Regions from separate parts of the Homo sapiens genome. Here regions 2, 3, 4, 5, 6 and 7 are each linked to region 1. Evidence: chromatin contacts called from ENCODE Hi-C or POLR2A ChIA-PET data. All regions are on one chromosome and are shown on one strand. The core of a region is the stretch at or near the end of the contact, and the rest is flanking DNA. Distances in the headings are between cores, read along the strand shown.

Region 1 (2,809 bases), core at 195-2,694:
TGTGACTGAAGAAATTAATCAACTTTTGAGTCTCAGAATCTTCTCTGGGAAAATGGGATAATAAAACCTAGTTCATTGGGTTGTTGTGAGGATTCAATAATATATGTAAAGCCCTTGGCATATATAAGGGCTCATCAAATATTACTTCCTCTATCACATGCATGCCTCCATATATCTGATTTTGCTTCAGCCAACATCCCAGTGCTGAGCACAAAGGCAGCATTCACTAAATACTTGCTCATTGGAAGAGATATACATATATCTTCCATTAAATGATAGATATATATTTAATGTACTATTTTACATTCACCCAAGAAGTAAACCAATCCTATGTTGAAGTTTTGTATGTTATCTCTGACTTGTTTGTAAGTTTTTGCCTTCACATGCTGACTTTTGTAAAAAAAAAAAGTCGAATTTTGTAGACTTCATATTTTCAAAGCATTTGCACAGCCATTATAGTATTAAAGACACTCTTAGTGGGTAAAAAGATAGATCTTATTCCCAGTCAAGAAATGGAAAAAACTGGCACTGGTGGCTAAGGAATTGTTCTAAATGACAGAACCAGTGTATTTTAATATACAGAAAAATGTCCAAGAGGCTTTATCTAAACTGAGATCTACTGACTCCTTTTCCATTGTTTTTTCCACTATACCAATCTCTTAGGCAAAAAAGACTATATCTGTAAAGTATACGCAGGAAAAACTATTTTAATTAACTAAAATAGTACAAATGAGTCTATTTCTTTTTATTCTGGGTACAGAGTAGGCACTTGATGACTGGATTAAAAACAGCACATGATATATCAATTGCAGTTCCTGGTTTACAGTTTTAAGTAATCGAGAGTGAGTTATTTAAACTGCTCTTTTTGATAAACATATTTTAAAGAGGGCTTTTTCTCCCAATGAAAATGTAAGAACAAGTTTCATTATTTTTAAGACAATTTCAATTTGGGGCCTAGCACATCATGCTTGAGAGCTGGTTTTTTCCTTATGCAAATGGATCCTTTCTCTAAACTGGTGCAAACCACACTTTGCCTGCCAAACTTATGACTCAAAGGCCCTGAAGGGTTTCTGTAGCCTCCCAGCCACAGCCCAGAAACCATAAGCTGTTTCCACGTGAAACATCCAAACACGGTCTCCCAAGCCTAAGTCTGCTACCATCAAGGCTTCTGTATAAAAGGCAAATGAGGAGGCAGCGCCCCCTTCTGCTCCCACCCCCTTCTGCTCCCACCCCCTTCATGTCAGCAGCAGCCAATCGCTTTTCTCTGTCGTGCAGTCGGCTCCTGGGATTGGCCAGGGACGGGACAGGCGCGGAACCACTGCGCGCACAGGCGGAGCGCGGAGACTTGTCCGTCACGTGCGGCCGCCCGGCCTCTCGGCCTTGCCGCGCGCCTGGCGGGGTTGGGGGGGCGGGGACCAAGATCTGCTGCGCCTGCGTTGTGGGCGTTCTCGGGGAGCTGCTGCCGTAGCTGCCGCCGCCGCTACCACCGCGTTCGGGTGTAGAATTTGGAATCCCTGCGCCGCGTTAACAATGAAGCAGAGTTCGAACGTGCCGGCTTTCCTCAGCAAGCTGTGGACGCTTGTGGAGGAAACCCACACTAACGAGTTCATCACCTGGAGCCAGGTACGGTCAGGCCACGGCGGCCTCTGAACCCCCTGAATAACCGCCTCCTCACTCGCTCTCCTGCGGGGTGGTCTCTCGCGGCCTTGCGGCTCGACGCTGTCTGCGAGGCCCGCGGTGCGGGGCCTTGGCGTTCAGCCTCGCGGGGGACCCCCTGTATTGTTCGCTCGGGGAGCCGCGGGGGCCCGGCCGGCAGCGCCGCTCTCCTCAGGCCGCGGTGGGGGAGGGGCGGCCCGCGCGGGGCGTAGCGGCCCAGGCAGCCCCTTAACGGTCCGGTCCGCGTTCGGAACCGGCCCGGCGTCGCGAGGGGAATCGGCGAGCCGAGGGCGCGGGAGCCTCTTTACTGCACACTCATCCTCCGTCCTCCCGCCCGGCTCAGGGGTTACAAATCGCGGAGGGGACAGGGAGCCCAGGGCCAGGATCATCAACGTGGGGCTTTATAGGAGGCGATCTTTACCTCAGCGACCGATCACCCCCAGTTCCCCCAACATTGCTTTGCATCTGGCATCTTTATGTGGAGAGCAGTCAGGGCAATAGACATACGTTCAAACGCAGGTTACTGCTTATCAGTTGGTTTTAAAAATATATAGAAATTAACAAATTATTCTTTTGAGATTCTGTGCTATTTGTATAATGGGATTATTAGGATTGTTTTAATAAAGTACTAATAGGTGGTAACTTAGTAGTTACTAAATTTCGCTGAACAGTTACCAGCAGAGGGGCATATCGATGTGTTGATTATTGGTTTGATCTCAACTCTGCTTCTAAACAAGCATGACCTTAGTCCAGCCCTTTATCTTGTCTGGCCTAAGTTAAATCTTTCATAAGATGGATGGGTTGCCTAGGTGACCCAAGACCTATATCAGTCCCAAATACAAGATTTTAGGCAGAATGATTATTTACATCCACAGTGCATGTGCATTAGAATACACTCCTAGGCTGTTGGAATCATTTTTATGAAGGAAAGTGGTTAACTCTTATTGTAGATGATCACCTATTGAGGCATATTTTCATATGTGTAGTTCTTGAGAAGAATAAGTGAAAACTACCTGCATAGTGCCTGGCACCTGTTAAGTGCTGAGTAAATGTTATCTCCCGTCCTCCTTTCTTTCCTGTTCTCCTATTATAGGAACTCTTAGTTTTATTTACTTTTGTCTTAACAGGGAGTGAGCACCATATTAAGACCCTG
Region 2 (2,923 bases), core at 120-2,619, 3.7 Mb before region 1:
TGGCATTGTTTTTTCTGCGCAGAATGTCCATATAACTCAGTTTCTCAAAAGGCCTCAAAACTCAAGATTAAAAGTGCCTGGAAAGACCATCATCTTTAGAGAACATATCACAGGCAACCCAAGACTTATTTTTTATCCCAAGTTAGGGGAGGATTTATCCTAATTTTGTGGCTCCTACACAACTTCTGAGCGACGCAAGCATGAAATGGCTGTCCGATACAAACAGACCCCTTCAGATACGGAATGCAGCAAACCCCTAATTTTCCTTGAAGGGGCCACGGAAAGCCAAACGGATTCGTAACCCGGTTGCTCAATGGTCCATTGGCTACTGCAGGACGCGCCCTCCTCTTACGCCGCAGGGGCTGCGGGGCGGCGACCAGGTTCCTCCGAGGGGCTGAAGTTCCCTTGGGGGTGGCTGAGAGCGGCCGCATCTCTGGCAGCATCCTCCCTCCCGAAAACGCGCCCTAAAAGTAGCGGCTGCGGGCGTGGGCACAGCCAACCCCAGCCTGCGCCTACCAGAAGTCGGGAGGGCGCGGAACTGCGGCCCCTCCGAGACGCGCCCGGGCCGCCGCCGCAGCACTGTCGCAGCGACCTTCCCGCCCGGGTCCCCGCGAGCAAACGGGCAAGCCCCGTTATCACGCAGGTCACACACCCCACGAGTAAAAGGAAAAAACCGGGCAGACAATAAAGCCCAACCCGCGGGGGCCCAAGCGAGCTGGAAGTTGGGGGCGCTGGGGCTGCAGCCCAAGGAGGAGCGGCGGGGACGACGGGATGCGGGGCTGATGCGCCTGGGACGCGGCAAGCCATATGTCAGCCCGGGTGCTGACAGCGGGGAGGACACTGGGCACGCGGCGGCGTCGGGGAGGCGGCCGGGGTAAGACAGGCCTGAGGCGGGAGGGGAGCGGCGGCGAGGTCCCGAGGCGCCGCGGTCGGCCGTGACCCCCACCCCAGCCGGGGCGCTGTCCCGTTCCTTACCGGCAGGGAAGCTGCGGGCTCCGCCGGGGCTATCCCGGCCGCTGGCCTCCGGAGCCAGGAAGCGCCCCCACATCGCGGGCGAGAGGGCCGGGTGGGCCAGGGACGCCCGACTCCTCACGTCCGTCCTCCTGCTTCTTCGGCGGCGGAAACTTGCGCGGAGCGTGGGCCTCGGCGACACGGGCAGGAGGAAAGGCGGGATGGCTGGTTAACGGCTGCTCAGCTACGGGCGGGGAGCGCAGGGGCCAGATTCGCCGCACTGCCGGCGCCTGCCATGGCCAAGCCGGCTGGGCTGAGGCCCGCGCCGGGGAAGCGGCGACTCGGCGGTGACGGCTGCTAGATCCCCGGCTGAGCCCAGGCTCAAAGGCTCCAGGCGAAGTTGCAGCTGCGGGTTCTCTCCGCCCCCTCCGCCGGCAGAGCCAGAGCCGGGGCTGGGGCCGCGAGGGGGCGGGGCCTCGGGCAATGACTTCAGGCGTGCGCGGCGCCGCGCGGGGCGGGGACTGCGGGGGGCGGGGACTGCGGGGGGCGGGTGAGCTACCCCGACCCCGCTTCGCCTCCTTGGCGGCGACTGGGCTGTCCCGCCCTCCCGCCGCATCCCTCTGTCTCCATCCTCCCGCCCTGCGAGTTGAGTAGAGGGCAGCGACTTGGCCTATTTTGCGATACTCGCCCCTCCCTTGGGTAATCCCTCACGCCCTCCCTCCGGGCACCTCTGTGAAGACACGTGGAAGACCTGCCCCTGGCGTCACAACCGCTCGAGATGAAAAAGCCAAGCCAGGGCGCGGCTGAGGGGGCTTCCAGCCTCCCTTGGAATTAGGATTGGGATTTAAATCCTCATCTGTATTCCTTCGTTTATAGATTACTTTAGGGGCAGAAAAGGGGTGGTTTTCCTTTACTAATTTAATGGGGGCGTGGGGGCAACACAGGCACCAGAATATAGCACCGGGATGTGCACCGGAAAAGGCCCGGGGGTAATTAGTACCCGAGGGGGAGAGGGGCCGTCATTGTAATCGCACAACGTTTCAGATTAGCAAGCAGAAAGTAAAAATGGCACCAAAGTCTGTAAAGGGAGCCCTTTCCTCCTTGCCCCCTACTCCTTCACGTTCTTCCTCTTCTTGGCCAGTTTCCACCCTTCACCTGAACCCTTAGTGCAGGAGGAGACGTCCTAAGGAAGGGCGAAAAGGGACAGCATCGTTTTATTTTTAAATCTTACTTCTCACTGGCAATATGGTGATGCTTCCAACGTTTAGTTACGAACTAGTTCGTATAAAAAATTCTGGGCCAGCACTGTGGTGGGAGGCGGGCTCTGCAGTAGGCCCATCACTCAGAGGTAAGTCGGAACGCAGGTCGCTTAACTAGAGAGGCTTTGAGTTCCGCTTTTCCTGTTCTGGAATCTTGCTAACAAAGGCCTCATATTTGCATTTTTCCCTTAAAGACATTTTAATTGGGAAATACTACTTAAAATTCTTGGAAGTTAAATTAGATTTAGGTGTGTGTTCTATCACTTACCACATCCGTGTTGTAATTTATCTGATTGGAGTTTTACATTTAGTCTCCCTGTGGTAGACTTCCAATTATTTCTCCAAATCATGTAATGTTAGCCAAGGGTCAGCTGTTTCTGATGATAAAAAGATACAGAAACATGAAAGACGAATGTGATTGGTTCCTTTTTATTATTTTAATGTGCACTAGCTCGTTTTATCTAACACTTGAAGAGGATAGATTTTTTTAAGTCCCAAAAAGAAAATTAGCAGAAGCTATAGCACTATGTATAGATTTTTTTTTCATGCTTTGTAGTTACCACAGTCTCAGGAACAGAATTTTTGAAATTCATTTGTGATGCAGTTCTAAGAAGTGTATAAAATATTACAGAAATATCTTGGCCTTTGCGAGTTTAAAATACACTTATTATTTCAAAACTGCCAATTTCCTAATTCTAAACAGTGTTTAAAGA
Region 3 (3,051 bases), core at 219-2,718, 3.6 Mb after region 1:
TTGGCCTCTCTTCTCAAATAGTAAACAACTTTTCTTGTCTCAAAGTACTTTTACCCCCTTTTCTGAAGTTTTGGGGTCAAGAGACAGCTATGCTTCTCAGAGTCACTTAGCACAAGTGAACTTGAGACATATTCCTAACAAAAACAGATCTCTTGCTAACAAAAATTCTCATGTGATTTTCTTAAGAAAAATGTCAAGTGCCACTTATTGGCCCCATTCAATATGCCAGATGTTATATTCAACACTTTATGAACATTATTCCACTTAATCCTTGTAACAATCCTTTGCAGGAGGCAGTGTGTTTTTCCATTTTTAAAAGAAAACTCAAGCTCGGAGAGGTTAAGAGCATATACATGGTAAATGGTGGAAGTGAGGTTTGAATCTAATATTGACACCACAGCCTATGTTCTTAATCACTACCACTGCGCATCAACTACGTTTCTGGCACATGCCGCTGGGGATATGCCAGATACATACTCTTTTGCACCTTGTACAATACCACAGAGAAATGCAAAATAAATAATTTTTAATAGGGCAAAGGGCTCGGTACTCTCAAAAGCAGAAATAGCCCAGAGGGAGGGCTTGAGCCCGTAATTCTAGCACTTTGGGAGACTAGGGTAGGAGTATCCCCTGAGACCAGGAGTTCAAGGTTACAGTGAGCTATGATTGCGCCACTGCACTCACCTGGGTGACAGAGCAAGATTGTCTTAAAAAAAAAAAGTCACATATATACATAGAATATGCAATTAAAATATATTTCATAAACTATCTGCTATGAAATCTGTGCCAGTGTGAGCTTTCTCCAAGTTTTAATTTATGGCTGGCTGTGGATTTAGTCCTGAGTCTAACAAATAACACAACCTAATAATTATTGCCTACTTTGAGGAAGATATTCTTTTGGTTTTTGTTAAGAATAGAGTGAACCATAAAAGATTATATCAGACCTCAAGAGTTTATTATAATTGGGTTATAAGGCATGTGCTCTCGAAAAGTTGTTACATAAATACGAAAAATATACTGTTAAATGACTGGCCCAACTAAATCAGTTCCCAAAGCTGTGCTGGTTAGACAAACCTACAAGGAAATGGTGAAATTTCCAAGGAAATGGTGAAATTTCAGTCCAATTTTGAAGAACAGGTTTTGAAGGGCTGTAGAGAAAGCTGGAAGCACACTCCAAGTGGAACGATAACTTGGAAATATACTGTCTTATTATCACAGGCTGCTCCTGAAAGCCACGCGTCCCCGCTCACCAGCTACCAGCGCTGGGAGACCCCTAACCACCAGGCATTCACAGGTGAGGAAGCCCCTCCCACAGCGGCCGGAGTTTCGGACTCGGAGCGCGAGAAACGTCGGGATAGCGCCTGCCTCGCAGAGCTTCCGCTTCCGGCCCTTCAGGCTCTGTCTCTGTGGAGACTGGGCTTTGGGAGGGAGAAAGAGGGACCTAGCGCGGGCCGCGCAGGCGCACGGTGGGCAGCTGCAATGGCGCTGTCGTGTACCCTTAACAGGTATCTGCTCCTCATGGCGCAGGAGCATCTGGAGTTCCGCCTGCCGGTGAGTCCGTAGCGCCCTCCGGAACTTCCGACGGAAGAGGACGCTGGAGTGGAGTGGAGTGGGTGGAGGTGATCTGCATAGCCCGAGGAAGCTGGGATTCGGGGGTCTTCGCTGGTCTGCGCGGGTCACGCGTCCCCAGTCCTCGGGCGGGGTGAGCTTGGCGGAGGGTGTGTGTGAGAGAAGTCCGAGACCAAACCCCTCGGCCTGCTTAAACTTTTCATTCTTTTGCCCGTGTATCAAGTACCGGAGTTAGGCAGGTGAATATGACCGGTCATCTCACTCCCGGAGCTCTTCGTCTAGCGGAGAATAGAGACAGCTAACAAATGCTCAGGCTGGTGTTTGAAGTATTGGAATCTGCGGATCAAGCTCAGTGGAGGGGATGGTGGTGGGGATTAGATGATGGAGAAGTTGAGAAGAGTGTTTTATTTATTCAAGAAACGTTTTCAGAATGCATGTAGTCGAAGATCGGTACGCTGGGCATGTAACGATGATGTAAGCAATCTCTGCCCTCTAGGAGCTTACTGTTTAGAGTAAGGGCTGAGCAGACACATAGGCGTAGAATGACAAAAGAGCGTCGGTAAGTGCAGTGATAGATGCACATGGAAATATGAGAGCACGTGGAAGGGAAATCTAATCTACCTGAGGGGTTGGGGATGTTGGCCTTTAAGAGGGCTTCCAGAGGAGATGACACTTGAAATAAAGGATGAATAGGAGTTAGAGGGCCAAGGAGATAAATCAGTAAATTAGAATTACAAGGTGTTCATTATTACTGGATCACTAGTTATGTGGCAGAGTGGTAAGAAGAGAGCAAGGGAAGTAGATCGAGGCCAGAAAATGAAAACCTTGAGTACCCTGGAGCTTGGAAGGGGGATTTATTGAAAAGCCTTAAGTAAAAAAGTGACCACAAAATTAAATCAGTTTGACAACACTATGGAGGATGGATTTGAAAAGAATAAGACTTGAGCCAGAGACTAGGAGTCTGTGGGAATAGTCTTGTTAATAGATTAAGAAGGTCTGACCTAGGGCAAGGAGTAAGAGGATGGGATAGACTGGGAAAATATTTAGGCCATACAGTCATTAAGGCTGGATTGATTGAATATGTGGGAAAGGGGCACCAGTCAGGTATGACTCCTGGGGTGTATATAGGTAGGAGTGTCTCCATTTAAAATAGAGAACATAGGCAGATGTAAGATTTAAATTTTGTTTACACTGAATTTGATGTGGTTGTGTAACATCAACCTGAGATGACCAAGAGGCGGTGGATATATGAATATGCATAGAGTATGGCAGAGTGATCTGGACTAGTGATAAATATTTGGGAGTCTTCTTCATATGAAAACTAGGAGCGGGGAAGAAATTACTCAAAGGATAAGGTCAAAAGAGTAGCGGGCCAAGTATAGATGCTTGGAAGCATTGATATTAAGGGAAAGTCGGAGGAGGCCATGAAGAAGATGGGCAAGTGCCAGAAGGATGTGAGACCGCAGAAATCAGAAGGGTAAA
Region 4 (3,082 bases), core at 407-2,906, 4.9 Mb before region 1:
AATACACTGTAAAATGCAATATAAAATACTAGTAATAAGGAAATTTTAAAGATACAAAATACAAAGCTCTAATTTTTTATTATTAGATTCAACAGACATAAAATTAAGAGTAATAAAGAGTAACTAAGAGTAGTTTCTTGACACTTAGTCTCAATTTCTGCACCTGTCTCTATGGCACTGCTAAAAACAGCTCTCAGATACATAGGACTCTGTGGGGCATGCTCTGAGTAGCACTGCGCTCTGGCTTCTCCCTCCTCACGTGCAGCCTGAGGACCTGCAGTATAGGCATCACCTGGGGGCTTGTTAGAAAGGGAGGCCATAGAACTAGAAGCTCCCAGGTGACGCCTGTGCACATCAGTGACTGGGAGTTGTCAGCCTAAGGGTTGGTTGAGTCACTTTGTGGACAAGGAGAGCATCCTCTGCAACCAAAATCCATCCTCTTGTTCCTTGGAAGTGACATGAAGGGAGAACCTAATTTCTGTTGTCTTATGCCTTTCATTCTCCTTCAGCTTCTAATTCAGTCTCTCCTCCCTCCTCCCTGAATGATCCTCAGGCTCCTTAAATGTGCAATGACCCGGGTTCTGTCTCACCCCCACTCACCACAGTCTCTCCCCTAAACAGTCCCACACCCTCCCCAACTTCCAGCAGTGCCCTTCCCTGCATGTTTGTCCATGCTGCTTCTCACACCCAGACTTCCCTCTCAGTCCCCAGTCCATAATTCTCAGCAGCCTGCTGGACACCTCCACCTGCAGATGTCACCCGTTCCTCAGCAACCACAATCGAATCCATTGTTCCTAACCCTCACCACAGATGCTCTGTGCATTCCTTGTCTAATGGCTTCTCGACTGCACATCCCAGCCTCAAAGAGTCCTTGCCTCCCGGCTTTCCTCACACCCCACCTCTCATTGGTAACAAATTCCTGATTCCTGTCCCAAAGGGTCACTTTTCCTCTTTCCTAGTTTGTGACTTCTATGTGCATTTCTCTTTGCTTTTTTACCTCTCACTTTTTGATCTTTTCCTCTTGGGTCAACCTCCACAGTTACCTCTGAAAGTGCCAGTCTTTCGTTTCCCATAGAATTAAACCAGACTTCCTAGCAAGACAATCAATGCTTTTCCATGCTCTAACGCGTGGCTAACAGCATATACTCAGGATGTGCGTTCGAATCCTACTCCATCGCCCCATTGTGTGACCTAGGAAAAGTTAGTCTCTCTCTGCCTTGGTTTCCCATTTGTAAAATGGAGTAACAGTTCCTACCTCGGGATTTTTTTGAAGATTATTAACATCTTGCTATTGGAATAGCGCCTGGCAAAGAGTAGGAGCTCTATAAATGGGAGCTCCTGGCATCATCCTCACTGTCACCACTAGGCCCTGACCTGTTGCTTTGGTCCTCATATCCTATTAAACAAACTACTCTGTGTCCCTCATACTCTGGCCATATCAACTCTATTTTCGAGGCTGTTTTTTTCTCCATTTCCACACTGTGTGACTTCCACCTCCATAGCTTCTCCAGAGCCAGTTTCAGAGCCACTTCCTCCCTGAAGTATGTCCCCATGCCCCAGGACGTCGTCGTCGCCCCCATCTCTGAGAAGACCCTGCGAAGCTTCCTGAGCAGGCGGTGCGGTTGTGTACTGCCTGCGGGTGGCTTCTGTGGCTTTCACATCAGGGTTTTCCGCAGTGCCTGGGACACCTGAGGGCACCCGGGGGGAAAGTCAGTCACCACGACCTGAAGCAGAGTATCCCCGTCTGCCACTGACAGGCCGGCCCGTGTGTGGTGCCCGCTAGCTGCCATCTGTCTTGTGGTTTCAGATTACCAGCAGCCCCTCATGATTGGCACCGGGACAGTCACGAGGAAGGGCTCCACCTTCCGGCCCATGGACACGGATGCCGAGGAGGCAGGGGTGAGCACCGATGCCGGCGGCCACTATGACTGCCCGCAGCGGGCCGGCCGCCACGAGTACGCGCTGCCCCTGGCGCCCCCGGAGCCCGAGTACGCCACGCCCATCGTGGAGCGGCACGTGCTGCGCGCCCACACGTTCTCTGCGCAGAGCGGCTACCGCGTCCCAGGGCCCCAGCCCGGCCACAAACACTCCCTCTCCTCGGGCGGCTTCTCCCCCGTAGCGGGTGTGGGCGCCCAGGACGGAGACTATCAAAGGCCACACAGCGCACAGCCTGCGGACAGGGGCTACGACCGGCCCAAAGCTGTCAGCGCCCTCGCCACCGAAAGCGGGCACCCTGACTCTCAGAAGCCCCCAACGCATCCCGGGACGAGTGACAGCTATTCTGCCCCCAGAGACTGCCTCACACCCCTCAACCAGACGGCCATGACTGCCCTTTTGTGAACACAATGTGAAAGAAGCCTGCTGTGGTACTGAGCGTCGGGCTGTCACAAGGCACTGGAAGAAGGGAGCCTGCTGGTCCAGAGTGTGCGTGTGTATCGGTGTGTGTGTACACTTGCATGTGTGTGTGTGATCCAGTAGGATCCTAGAGACAACCTGTCATACTGTTTACAAAATTGTGCAGCTGGTTTCGTGCTGACCCTTAGGGTGCGTCTGTTGGGTTTTGTTGGGCTAGAAAAATGAAAATTTTCAGATGGCGTTTTCATTCCTCTGACTGATATTGAGCTGCTTTGGTGTTAAAGGTGTAATGTGTACAGAGTTGTATTTAACAATAATAAAAGTAACTTAAGTTTGCTCTATCAGATTTTAGTTCTGCACAGAGGTTAAGTGGGAAAATGCAGCTGTTGCAAAATGTATATAAATAGTATGTTCATTTTTTTCAGTATATTATCTGATACTGTGTTAGCAGCAGGTCTGCTTAAACCTAGTCTTGTTGTTATTGAGTCATTTCCTCTCCTTTGATAACTAGAACTGAAAGCATTTTTAACATTCTTCTCCTGGAAGAAATGAATTACTTGAAGCATGAAAAGCACACCAGGGTGGTTGTTTATTTAGCAATTATGACTGTAGATTTAAAAACAAGCAAAGAAACAACACCTCAGCAGCTGCCCGTTTCCTTAGTCTCCACTTCAGAGGGGGATGCGAAGAGGTCGGCCCAGCTCCGGTGACCATGAAGGTGGCACAG
Region 5 (3,011 bases), core at 1-2,500, 4.9 Mb after region 1:
GTTTCAATGCCATGCTTCTTCACAGGCTGGCTTCCCTTCCTGGAATGTTAATCATTGCAGGAATCCCAGCTGATTATACAGTCGCCTTTCAGGCCAGAACCCAATAAAAAATCAAGAAAGGATCGCCCGTTCTATTACTGCGCTGCTCCCTCCCCTCGTAGATTTCACAAATATACTTCTCACCACAAGCTTGTCTGTTCCAAGAGAATGCTAGCTCTTCTAAAGAAGGAGCCCTTTGTTTTCCTTGCCCTTGTCCAGTTCCTCTGCATACCTCTAGCACCTAGAGCAACAACTGCTATACAGGAGCCCAGATGTGGAACAGAGCAAAGAACTGAGTGTTGATTTAATGTTGCCTGAAGTCCTTAACAGCACCTTCAACCTAAACTTAACTGTGTTTTTAATCCCCTACACGTGTAATCCCTGTATGTGTGCGCAGCGTTAAAAGGATTATTGTAGCTCAAAAATTCTCCAATGAAAGAACCTCTACCAGAAAGGAGTTGCTCATCTTTCGTTCTTGAAAAGTTGGCTGCACGATACAAGTAAGAAAAGTTTTAGTTAGGCAAGACAACTTATACATAAAAGACAATTATAGGGAACATTACCTAACTTAGCACAGGGCCTCGAATGTATTCCGAAATTAAATCAGCATGTAGAAAGCAAGCCTCCTCATGCTTTTTAAAGTGTAATCTCGCGACCTCGCGGCGCGCTCTGGGAAGACCGATTCATCTCTTCCCCTCGCCCTCTTTCCCCGGCCGGCGCACAGCCGGCCCGTGGCGCTCGGCACCGCGTCTCCACGTCCAGCGCGGGGCAGGCCTGCGCGGCGCTTGCAAGGGACAAGCCGCGGAGCCGGGGAGGCTCGCCGTCTGGGACACGTTTGGAGAAGCGAGCGGTACAGTCCATTCCACGGCGACATTTTAGGATTCTCCCACTGACAACACTAAACTGAAGCGCTAAGACCAACCCTTACGACCACTTACCGTCGCAGGCCACGGTGGTGACTTCCTTTTCCGCTCCCCTACACACGCTTTTCCGTTTTGCGTGCCTTTGTTTCCGCTCCCCCCGGGACCATCGTGCGCCCCTGTCCTCCGTTCTTGTAGGTCCTCTCCTCTTCTCCGCGTCTTCTCTTTTACTATCCCACGCTCTCCTTTCCTTTCTCCGGGAACTTTATCCCGTTCCCCTGCCGGTTCCCGTGACCCCGGAAATCCCGCTCCTGCCGCGAGGCGCCCTCCGCTTCGCGCTCCCTCGTGTCACGAGGGAGCCAGGGTGGGCGGTCTCCTATTGTACTTGGCTTTTGAATTTTCGCTTTTGCAGCACAAAGGTAGGGCTGGGAAAGGAGGCTGCCGAACCGTGCTTGTTTTCGCTCAGATAAACGTGAGAAAAAGTGGAGGTGAGGAAGCCAGTGTAGGCAAATAGCGAGAGGGGAGAAGACAGAAAGGTACCGAAGGTCGACCTTTTTTAGGTATCTTATCCAAGTTATTGAGGGGAATGGGTATTTAGCCAGTTTTTTGTTTGTTTGTTTTTATCCGAATATCCAGTGTGTGTCTTGAATGTGTGAATGTGACGTGTTTATAAAGCTCAGTAAGCTTAAAATTCCGTGCCAATACATTTTGTATGCCGCAGACAGGAAGTGCTTTGGAAGACCCTTGAAAGGGGAGGTGATTTTACACCAATATTGAGATCATTTTGTCAGAGTCGTGGGACTAAAGGTAGACCTTAGGTAGTCGATGTCAAAGATAAGCGCAGCTGGACGTTAAAGCGGTGAAAACATTCAGTTAACTACTGACAGGAAAGAGCTGAGCTCTATTTCGATTCGTGCAGAGATCATCTGGGCATTTTTAAAGGGACGTTTTAAAAGGAGAAAGGGGATATGCGGGCGCTCAGTAGAGAAAGTGAACCTACAGAGTTGTTAGTGTAAATGTGATTAGGCCAGCTGTGTGTTTGTGTGTGCGCGCGTTTTAACAGTTACCGCAGGATTCTATCCTCCTACGGAGGATTTTATCCTTCTCGATTACATTTCAAAGGAATGACTCTCTGGTCCTTGAGAGAGAACTTCTGAGTGGCAAGAAATAAGTCTTTACAATTGCAAGCCCTTTAGTAAACGTTCTAAGAAAGGGATGTCAGAGACCTATCATCAGTTGTGTGCTGGTTACATCACGTAGTTAAGCTTTCTGAGGCAGTCGCCCTGGGCACAGGGCCTTATGCTGCTAAAGCTTGCTAGAGTTTGGTCAAGTCTCTGAACGCAGGGGTTTAGATGGGATGGTCATGTTCCTGGAGTTCTGCAGTGGTCATAGGTATGATTTGAATAAGTACAGGGAATATTCTAGTCGGAGGAACAGAATGTGCCAACGCGCCGAACAGGGAGGATAGTTTTACGATACGGAGATGTGTATGATAGGGAATAAGTGGGAGCCCAGTTTGGACTAATTGGAAGAAGTCATTATTAGAAGTACTGTATTTAATTCTAGTTTGTTATAAAATGAGACTCCAAGATCACTGAGCCATTTCACTGAGACTCCAAGATCACCCCAATGCTAGGCTAATCTCCATGGCGCCTAGATCTATGCCCACTCCATTCCCCATGTTGGTCCCCATAGTTTCAGGCACCAGGCTCCAACACCAGGTTGGGCCCTACAGCCCCAGTCTCCAGGTTGGCACCAGTGGATATAGGCTTTAGGTCCACTGACTGCTGGTCCCTACAGCCCCAGGTTCCAGTGAACCCAGGTTCCAGGCCTGCTCCAACAAACCCAAGGTCCAGGTCTACCCCAGTAGACCCTGGCACCAGAACTACCCCAGAGGGCCTAGCCTACAGGCTACCACCCACAAACCCAGCCTCCATGATGGCCTCTGAAGAATCAGGCTTTAGGTCTTCCCCAGCACCAGACTAGACTGCTAGACTGATGTTCCACTTTTGTCCCCATGGACCCAGGCACCAGGCCCATCTGAGAGGTTTCTTCAGTTTTATTTTTCAGTAATAACTTTCATTCTTCTTTCTCAGTGATAACTGTAGTACT
Region 6 (2,841 bases), core at 342-2,841, 3.7 Mb before region 1:
TTGGGAGGCAGAGGTGGGAGGATCATTTGAGCCCAGGAATTTAAGACCAGCCTGGGCAACATGGCAAGACCTCATCTCATTTTTTTAAAAAAGGGAGAGGGCACCAAAATCAGCTTCGGGACCCCCAAATCTGGATCCCACACCTGACTTTGGGAGTTTGCTTATTAATCTCATTATGTCCTAAAGTAAAGACTTCTGCCTAATTTCATGTAACCTAATGTTTCCTCTTGAGTGGTAGTAGGATAGCACTCTCTCTTTCCTAGTGAGCAGTCTGTCACACAGGAGGAAGATGACAGGTGACAGAGGTCACAGTAGTCCTCATATCACCCAGCTTCTCCCAGCCCCCACATGTCCGCGTGCCTTTCCCCCAGCCCCTGCCTCTCTAGATATTCTCTTCTTAAGGACATTTCATCTGGCAGGTGAGCAGGTCTCAAAGTTCCCGTTTCAGTTCCCCAGACATCCTTTGGAAGTGAGTGTCCTTTCCAGAGCTTTTATGTCACCTCCTTGTCACTCTCAATTAGAATCTGCTGGGCATTGCCTGAGCTCCCAGAAAGAACTGGGTCCTTTAGGACATAAAGAGAAATGGAAAAGGAAACTAGGAAGAAGAGCAGAGGTGGGTAAGCGACATTGTATTTATGCCAAGGGAACACAAAATGGGTGTGAGTATAACACAGAACCAGGTGTTCATAAATTTTTGTATGGGAGTGAATTGGCATTTTTTTCTTAGCATTCAAGTTTTAGGAGAAGAAAGGAGACCCTAAGCTTCTTGTGAAGAAAGGACTGCCTTCTACCCGCCAGGCCTGTTTTGGATTCCTGAAAGAGAAGAAAGGTTGCAGGGTTGGACCTGGTTAGTACTTGGATGGGAGAGAGTAGAAAGGCTTGTTCTTGGGCTTCCCACCTCCCACCAAATGTATCCTACGTACCTCACCTCTACGGAGTGACCGTCCAAACCTTAGAGTAGGGACTTGGCGAGAGGTGGGGGCATAGAAGCCTGTGGCATAAATGGCAAGTACGGTCTCTCTGTGTGATCAGCATGGGTCAGTCTCCTCCAAACATATGCTTTGGAAGTCCCTGTTGTGGTGAAAAGAGCCCTGCATGGAGTTCAGAGGGCATCTTGAGTCACAGTCCTGTCACTTACTGATTCAAAACATGTGATGGCTGTGCCATGATATTTTCTATTCCACGTACTTTTATTTCTTTTTTTTCTTACTGATCCTGGCCATTTCCTGGACTCCTCTGAGACCCAGTTTCTCCCTGTTCATAACAGGATCGTGACACCTGTTCATTCCCTGTGCTCAATTGTTGTTGCAGCTGAGTTCGTGATGAGTTGAGAGTCTGGGTCAAGGACATGGGGTGTTCAGCAGGCATTAAACATGAACCTCCCAGGGGGGCTGAGCATTGTCAGTCCACCTCCCCGCCCATCGCTCAGACCAGGTCTTGTCACATTTGCTTCCTTCAGCTCTGATTTCACAGCTCAGGGTAGCTGGAGGTCACAAGGCCCCTAGGCACCCACAAGCCTCTGATGTCCAGCGTGGTTCATGTGTGCTTTTGCCACAAGTGCCTGCAGCGGCATGAGGCAGCTGGAGGTTTGGCTCAGTGGATGCAAGAAGGAACACGAAAGCAGGGTTGTTTTGGTTTGGGGTTTAGATTTTCTCCCCTTTGTTCTTTCACTCAAGAAAGCATTTGAGTCTGGGCCTATCTTCCTGGCTGATTTCTTGTCAGAGTCTACTATTTTTGTTCTTGTCTCACATGACTAATGTTCTTAATTTCATTTCACTTTAATTTTTTCCTTTTGAACTCTCATCTCTTCCTCTTCTGATCTGATCTCCTTGCTCCACATTCCCATCCTTTCCCCCTTTTCAGTCCCCTCAAGTCCTTTTGAAAGCTTCCACACAGATAAGCAGATTCATCTTTCTCAATACAGATTAGGGGCAGCTCCTCTGAGGGGGGGAACCCCTCCATGCAAACATCTGCAGTTGCCCTGTGGGCCCCTCTGGCTCAGACTGTCTTACTATAAAAATACATCTTATACCATAAGCCAATGCACACGGGTGTAGGTAGAATTGCAACAATATTTAGCCTCAAAACATGTGATGGCTGTGTCACAATATTTTCTATTCCATATACTTTTATTTCTTTTTTCTTTATTCTTTTCCTCCCTCTCTCCCTTCCTTCCCTCCTTCCTTCCTTTTTCCCTCCTTTTCTTCTTTCTTTTCCTCCTCTTCTTCCTTTCTTCTTCTTCCTCTCTCTCTCTCTTTCTCTCTCCCTCACCCACTAAACTCATCTCAGGACTCATTAGAGTCATTAGTGGATTGTGACTTGTACTTTGAAAACCACTAATTTAGGAGCACTGTCTACCTGCCCTGGGGAAAAGGCCCTTTGCTTTGTTTTCTGAAACACATATTATCTGTATATAATGAGAATCCACTCCCCACCAAACAGATGAAATTTAAATACTCCTGGGGTGAACTGAGAGGTAAGGACAAAATGACAACAGGTCTCCAAATTGTGGAGTCATCTTGGGGTTCAGGAAGTTGGGATGATTGCTCTGATGCTTTGAGCTTCCCTAGTTCCTCTTATTATGATGCCCCGGTATTTTCTAGCTACCTCTCTCTTCTCCCCGAATCCCTGCAAAGAAAGTTCTAAGGAAGGAACTTGTGGTAAGCAGAATAATGGCCCCCAAAGATGTCCATGCCATAGTCCCCAAAACCTGTGAATATGTTTGAGATGTTAATGGCAAGAAGAAATTAAGGCCGAAGATAGAATTAGCATTGCTAGTCAGCTGATCATGTAATGGCAAGAATATCCTGGTTTATCTAGTTAGGACCAATGTAATCACAA
Region 7 (3,269 bases), core at 1-2,500, 3.4 Mb after region 1:
ATGACCACCTGCTGCTGAAATGCCAAAGCCACCACTGTTAACGCTTTGCTCCGCCTTCCAGAGAGGTTATTACAGCTTAAGCTGCGTCAACAACCCAGAGGAGGCTGCTATCTAGTTTATCTGTGTGGAAGGCCTGTAACACACTGTTAACAGAGTAGTTGCAGGCCCTTCCTTGGGATATTTTTCTGCGTATAAGAGTGAATGAACTCCACGGCCAGATCCTCCTAGTCATGTTGCAGTGCTGGTCATGGGACCGCAGAGGGAACAGCACCCAACTGGGGATGGGGAGCTCACAGGCACAGGCCCCGCAGCTGATGCAAACCTTCCCCCTCCAAGGTTCTCTCGAGTCTCTGCCAAGAGTCGGCTGGAGGGCCCAACTGCTATGTTCTTATTGCTGTAATGACTGCAATTTGGCAGCATCCAGGATGGTGTACCGGGAACGGGAGGGGGAAGGAGATGGTGGGCCCCTCTGTTAAACGCAACGCCAGAAGGGACACAGGATGAATTTATTGTGGCCATCGGTCCTGAGCTGGAAGGAAAGTCAAAGGGCTTTAAAGCTGGGGAAAAGCTCTAACTCCTGCTCTGCTGTCAAAGCCTTACTTCCCACGAAGAGTAGGGGCCAGGCGGGCCAACTGTAAGGGGGAAGCGGCCCGGGGTGAGGTAAGAGGACCCTCCTAGGTGCCGCTGCCAGGCGGCGGTTCGCTGGGGCAGCAAGGCGCCCGCACTCGGGAGGCGCCACAAAGGGCCGAGGCCTGCGGAGGCCGCACGCGCAGCTCTCCGGGGCGGAGCCGCCGGGATCGCGGCAGCGGAGGCTGCAGCAGCCGCGGGTAGCCGGGGTGCCCAGCCTCCCAGCTCGGAGGTCGCGGGGGGCGGGGAGGATGCCGCAACTGCAGTCCGAGCGGCAGAGCCCGGCGCGAGCTCCCAGGCCCCCGCAACCGCTGTGAGGCGCAGCGCGCGCCACTGGCCGGGAGGAGCTAGAGGCGGGCGTCTGCACAGCGTCGCGCCACCCGTGACTGCCCGCCTTCAGCCGGGCCCGGGACCCCGTAGCGGCCCATGCCCTGACGGGGGGCGCAGCTGCGGGGCTGGCGAGGCGTCGCGCGTGGGAAGAGGCCTAAGACACCCCGACTGCGGCGGCTGCGCACACCCGATCCGGACGCGGGGCCCCGCGGGCGCGCGCCTCGGAGCTCCCGCCTCCTCCTCTTGCTCCTCCTCGGCGTACGGTCCTCCCCTGACCCCTCCTTCCACCCGCCGAGAGGATGCGCTCCCCGGCGCCCAGCAGCAGAGGCCACCGCTCCCAGAAATGCATGCGACCGATCCCCTTCTCCCGGACCCCAGGAGCCGGCGCCCCCGCCCTGTAGGTAGGTGGTGAGGCGGGGCCCAGCCCTCGCCGCCGCCCGCCGCTGATGCTGCCGCCGAGAGGCCGCGAGCAGGGTCCAGGACCGGCCAAACTTGCCTCCCGCCGGGGGCTCGGTGGAGCGCTCGGAGGTGTGCTAATGGCGCTGGGCGTAGCCCCCTGTGAACCTGAAAACCTCTGCTTGAGCTCGGGAGGCCGAGCGGGGGCGAAGGAGAGATTGACCCTTCCCCGCCCACCCCTTGGGGGGCTCGTGGGGGTGCGCGCCAGTACGAGAGTGGGGAGGACAGGTTGGCATGGGGCTTATTTGGGGAGAAGACCGTTGGATTTTCAGCAGCTCAGGTGGAAATATGTCACTGTGTTTTTCCGGCTGGATTAGCAGATGCGTTCTTCCCATCTTTCTAGCCAAAACATGTAGACAGGCAAAGGGTTATTAGTGGCATGTAGAAGTCGCTGTGGATTTTTGTGTATTTCAGAGCTAGCTAGTTGGTATATAAAATCGATGGGGCAAACCCTTACCGTCAACACGTTAGGGCCAATTTAGAGAAGGTCCTTCTAGAAGTCAGATTATTCTGGAGATCGATGAGGCTGGGATATTGTTGTGCTGAGTATTTAGGAGCCTCTGCTTACGTGAAGGGATGTGTTTTAAGAGTGGCAACTTTGATACAGGTGTCGGGAGTTGAGATTCTGCTGGAAAGATGTACCGGGTCAGCCAGCAGAGGCAGCCTTGTGCCCAGCCTAACTTCCAACTCGATGTTATGCTCTGTATTTCTCAGAAACTGGTTATGTATTAATGCTTTTTTTCTCCTCTAGGTGTAAAGTTTATACATCAGAGCTTTTGGCAAGATTCCCTCTTCCCAGACTATCATTTTTTATTTTATATTCAGCAATAAGGCTTAAAGTTTTGAAAAATGCATCACTGTAAGCTCCAATTTTATAGTCACTTAGGTATAGAGATTTGGAGAAGTGACTCAGTATAAGCTCAAATAGGACAGAATCTTGAATCTGTTTTTTTTTAAATCCTGTAATCTTCTGCATCTTATGCAGAATAAGTACCCATTAGTTATTTGTTGAATGAATGAACTGTGTTTCAAGCTTTCATCTAAAAACCACAATTTAGAATCACAGAATTGTTCTGTAGCCGGTGAAATTTAATTGAATTTCAAAAATTGCCTCTTTGTATAAATAGGCAAACTCAGTTATTTTAACATTTATATTTCAATTCTGACATCTTTAGGACCATATGCTATCTTTCTGTAATATGTCATCAAGGTTATGAGGTAATTCTCCCCAACTCTTAAGTTCATTTCATGTCTAAGCTTGCAAAATTTCCAGTCTCACTGGTAATCATGCCAACTTCAACTGTGCTCTCAAACACAATTTAAAAAGTAAAAGTCGTGTTTTAAAGAAAATTGTAAGTTACGCCAGAGGAAACAATGATTTGGTTAATAAGTGATGTATTCACTTATTTTAGAGTTGAGTTTTTCAGGTTTGATCTAATTATCATGTCTTTTATCACAGGCAAAAGTAGAAATAAAACATGTAGAAGTGTCTGTGATTCTTAAATGATTCAAAATGTGTGATATAGATACACAATTTAAACTGTTTTCTCCTCGGTATAGAAACACATCAGTTTCCAAATTTGACAGCCAGGGGATTGTGAAATGAGGGTTTGCAAGATACAGTGTCTTCCTGCTTTAAAATGTTATATCATTTTGAAAAAAAAAAAGAAAAACAAGGTTAACTGCATCAAACTTTATTTGCTTTATTTTTACACTATGACATTTTCTGTTTTGATTTCATCTTTTTTCCATCACATGAATTTCATGAGTCAGTGTGAACTTCTTTCAGTCTCTGCTTAACAATATTATCTGGGCATGCTCCCAGGTTTTCTTTCTGACATTTTAATGCATCTTTA

The links. A loop is a pair of places that touch in the nucleus more often than their neighbours do. ChIA-PET counts read pairs that join two places held with the same protein, here RNA polymerase II (POLR2A). Pooled maps may share reads with other maps.
Region 2: a loop to region 1 is called in a map of naive thymus-derived CD4-positive, alpha-beta T cell, with 4 times the contacts of the local background. The contact joins the promoter of CEP85L here to the promoter of HSF2 in region 1. A Hi-C loop is called at or near these places in 1 of 168 maps with a recorded cell type or tissue (naive thymus-derived CD4-positive, alpha-beta T cell) and 9 of 50 pooled maps. POLR2A ChIA-PET finds 5 or more read pairs at or near these places in 1 of 52 experiments (T-cell).
Region 3: a loop to region 1 is called in a pooled map, with 11 times the contacts of the local background. The contact joins the promoter of TRMT11 here to the promoter of HSF2 in region 1. A Hi-C loop is called at or near these places in 6 of 50 pooled maps.
Region 4: a pooled map shows a loop between it and region 1 (5-fold over the local background). The contact joins the enhancer-like site here to the promoter of HSF2 in region 1. A Hi-C loop is called at or near these places in 4 of 50 pooled maps.
Region 5: a loop to region 1 is called in a pooled map, with 7 times the contacts of the local background. The contact joins the promoter of ECHDC1 here to the promoter of HSF2 in region 1. A Hi-C loop is called at or near these places in 4 of 50 pooled maps.
Region 6: a loop to region 1 is called in a pooled map, with 4 times the contacts of the local background. The contact joins the enhancer-like site here to the promoter of HSF2 in region 1. A Hi-C loop is called at or near these places in 4 of 50 pooled maps.
Region 7: a map of CD8-positive, alpha-beta T cell shows a loop between it and region 1 (5-fold over the local background). The contact joins the promoter of NCOA7 here to the promoter of HSF2 in region 1. A Hi-C loop is called at or near these places in 3 of 168 maps with a recorded cell type or tissue (CD8-positive, alpha-beta T cell and naive thymus-derived CD4-positive, alpha-beta T cell) and 8 of 50 pooled maps.

What each region holds. Positions count from the first base shown.
Region 1 is chr6:122,398,208-122,401,016 of GRCh38, forward strand. It overlaps HSF2 (heat shock transcription factor 2), which reads left to right and starts at 1,445. Exons shown (of 13, transcript NM_004506.4): 1 at 1,445-1,623. The coding sequence starts at 1,531. RefSeq lists silencers at 1,181-1,500, 1,771-1,890 and an enhancer at 1,741-2,240.
Region 2 is chr6:118,650,222-118,653,144 of GRCh38, forward strand. It overlaps CEP85L (centrosomal protein 85L), which reads right to left and starts at 1,370. Exons shown (of 13, transcript NM_001042475.3): 1 at 976-1,370. The coding sequence starts at 1,048. RefSeq lists silencers at 754-1,063, 1,264-1,723.
Region 3 is chr6:125,985,072-125,988,122 of GRCh38, forward strand. TRMT11 (tRNA methyltransferase 11) reads left to right here and starts at 1,469. Exons shown (of 13, transcript NM_001031712.3): 1 at 1,469-1,551. The coding sequence starts at 1,480. RefSeq lists enhancers at 692-1,522, 1,500-1,989, 1,523-2,352.
Region 4 is chr6:117,546,100-117,549,181 of GRCh38, forward strand. DCBLD1 (discoidin, CUB and LCCL domain containing 1) reads left to right here. Exons shown (of 15, transcript NM_001366458.2): 15 at 1,808-3,082. The coding sequence ends at 2,340. Among named protein-coding and RNA genes, the nearest start is that of GOPC, 55 kb to the right of the region's middle. RefSeq lists enhancers at 1,432-1,521, 2,072-2,131, 2,142-2,191. Within about 2 kb of position 1,657, at least 19 of the 41 ENCODE cell types and tissues checked have a DNase peak (open chromatin) inside an H3K27ac peak, as active enhancers do.
Region 5 is chr6:127,342,359-127,345,369 of GRCh38, forward strand. It overlaps ECHDC1 (ethylmalonyl-CoA decarboxylase 1), which reads right to left and starts at 1,251. Exons shown (of 6, transcript NM_001002030.2): 1 at 978-1,251. RefSeq lists enhancers at 536-1,409, 2,284-3,011.
Region 6 is chr6:118,718,005-118,720,845 of GRCh38, forward strand. No RefSeq gene overlaps it. Among named protein-coding and RNA genes, the nearest start is that of CEP85L, 68 kb to the left of the region's middle. RefSeq lists an enhancer at 1,990-2,039. Within about 2 kb of position 1,592, at least 5 of the 41 ENCODE cell types and tissues checked have a DNase peak (open chromatin) inside an H3K27ac peak, as active enhancers do.
Region 7 is chr6:125,789,710-125,792,978 of GRCh38, forward strand. NCOA7 (nuclear receptor coactivator 7) reads left to right here and starts at 1,251. Exons shown (of 16, transcript NM_181782.5): 1 at 1,251-1,358. RefSeq lists silencers at 1-83, 674-1,513 and enhancers at 537-1,037, 1,038-1,538, 1,734-1,833.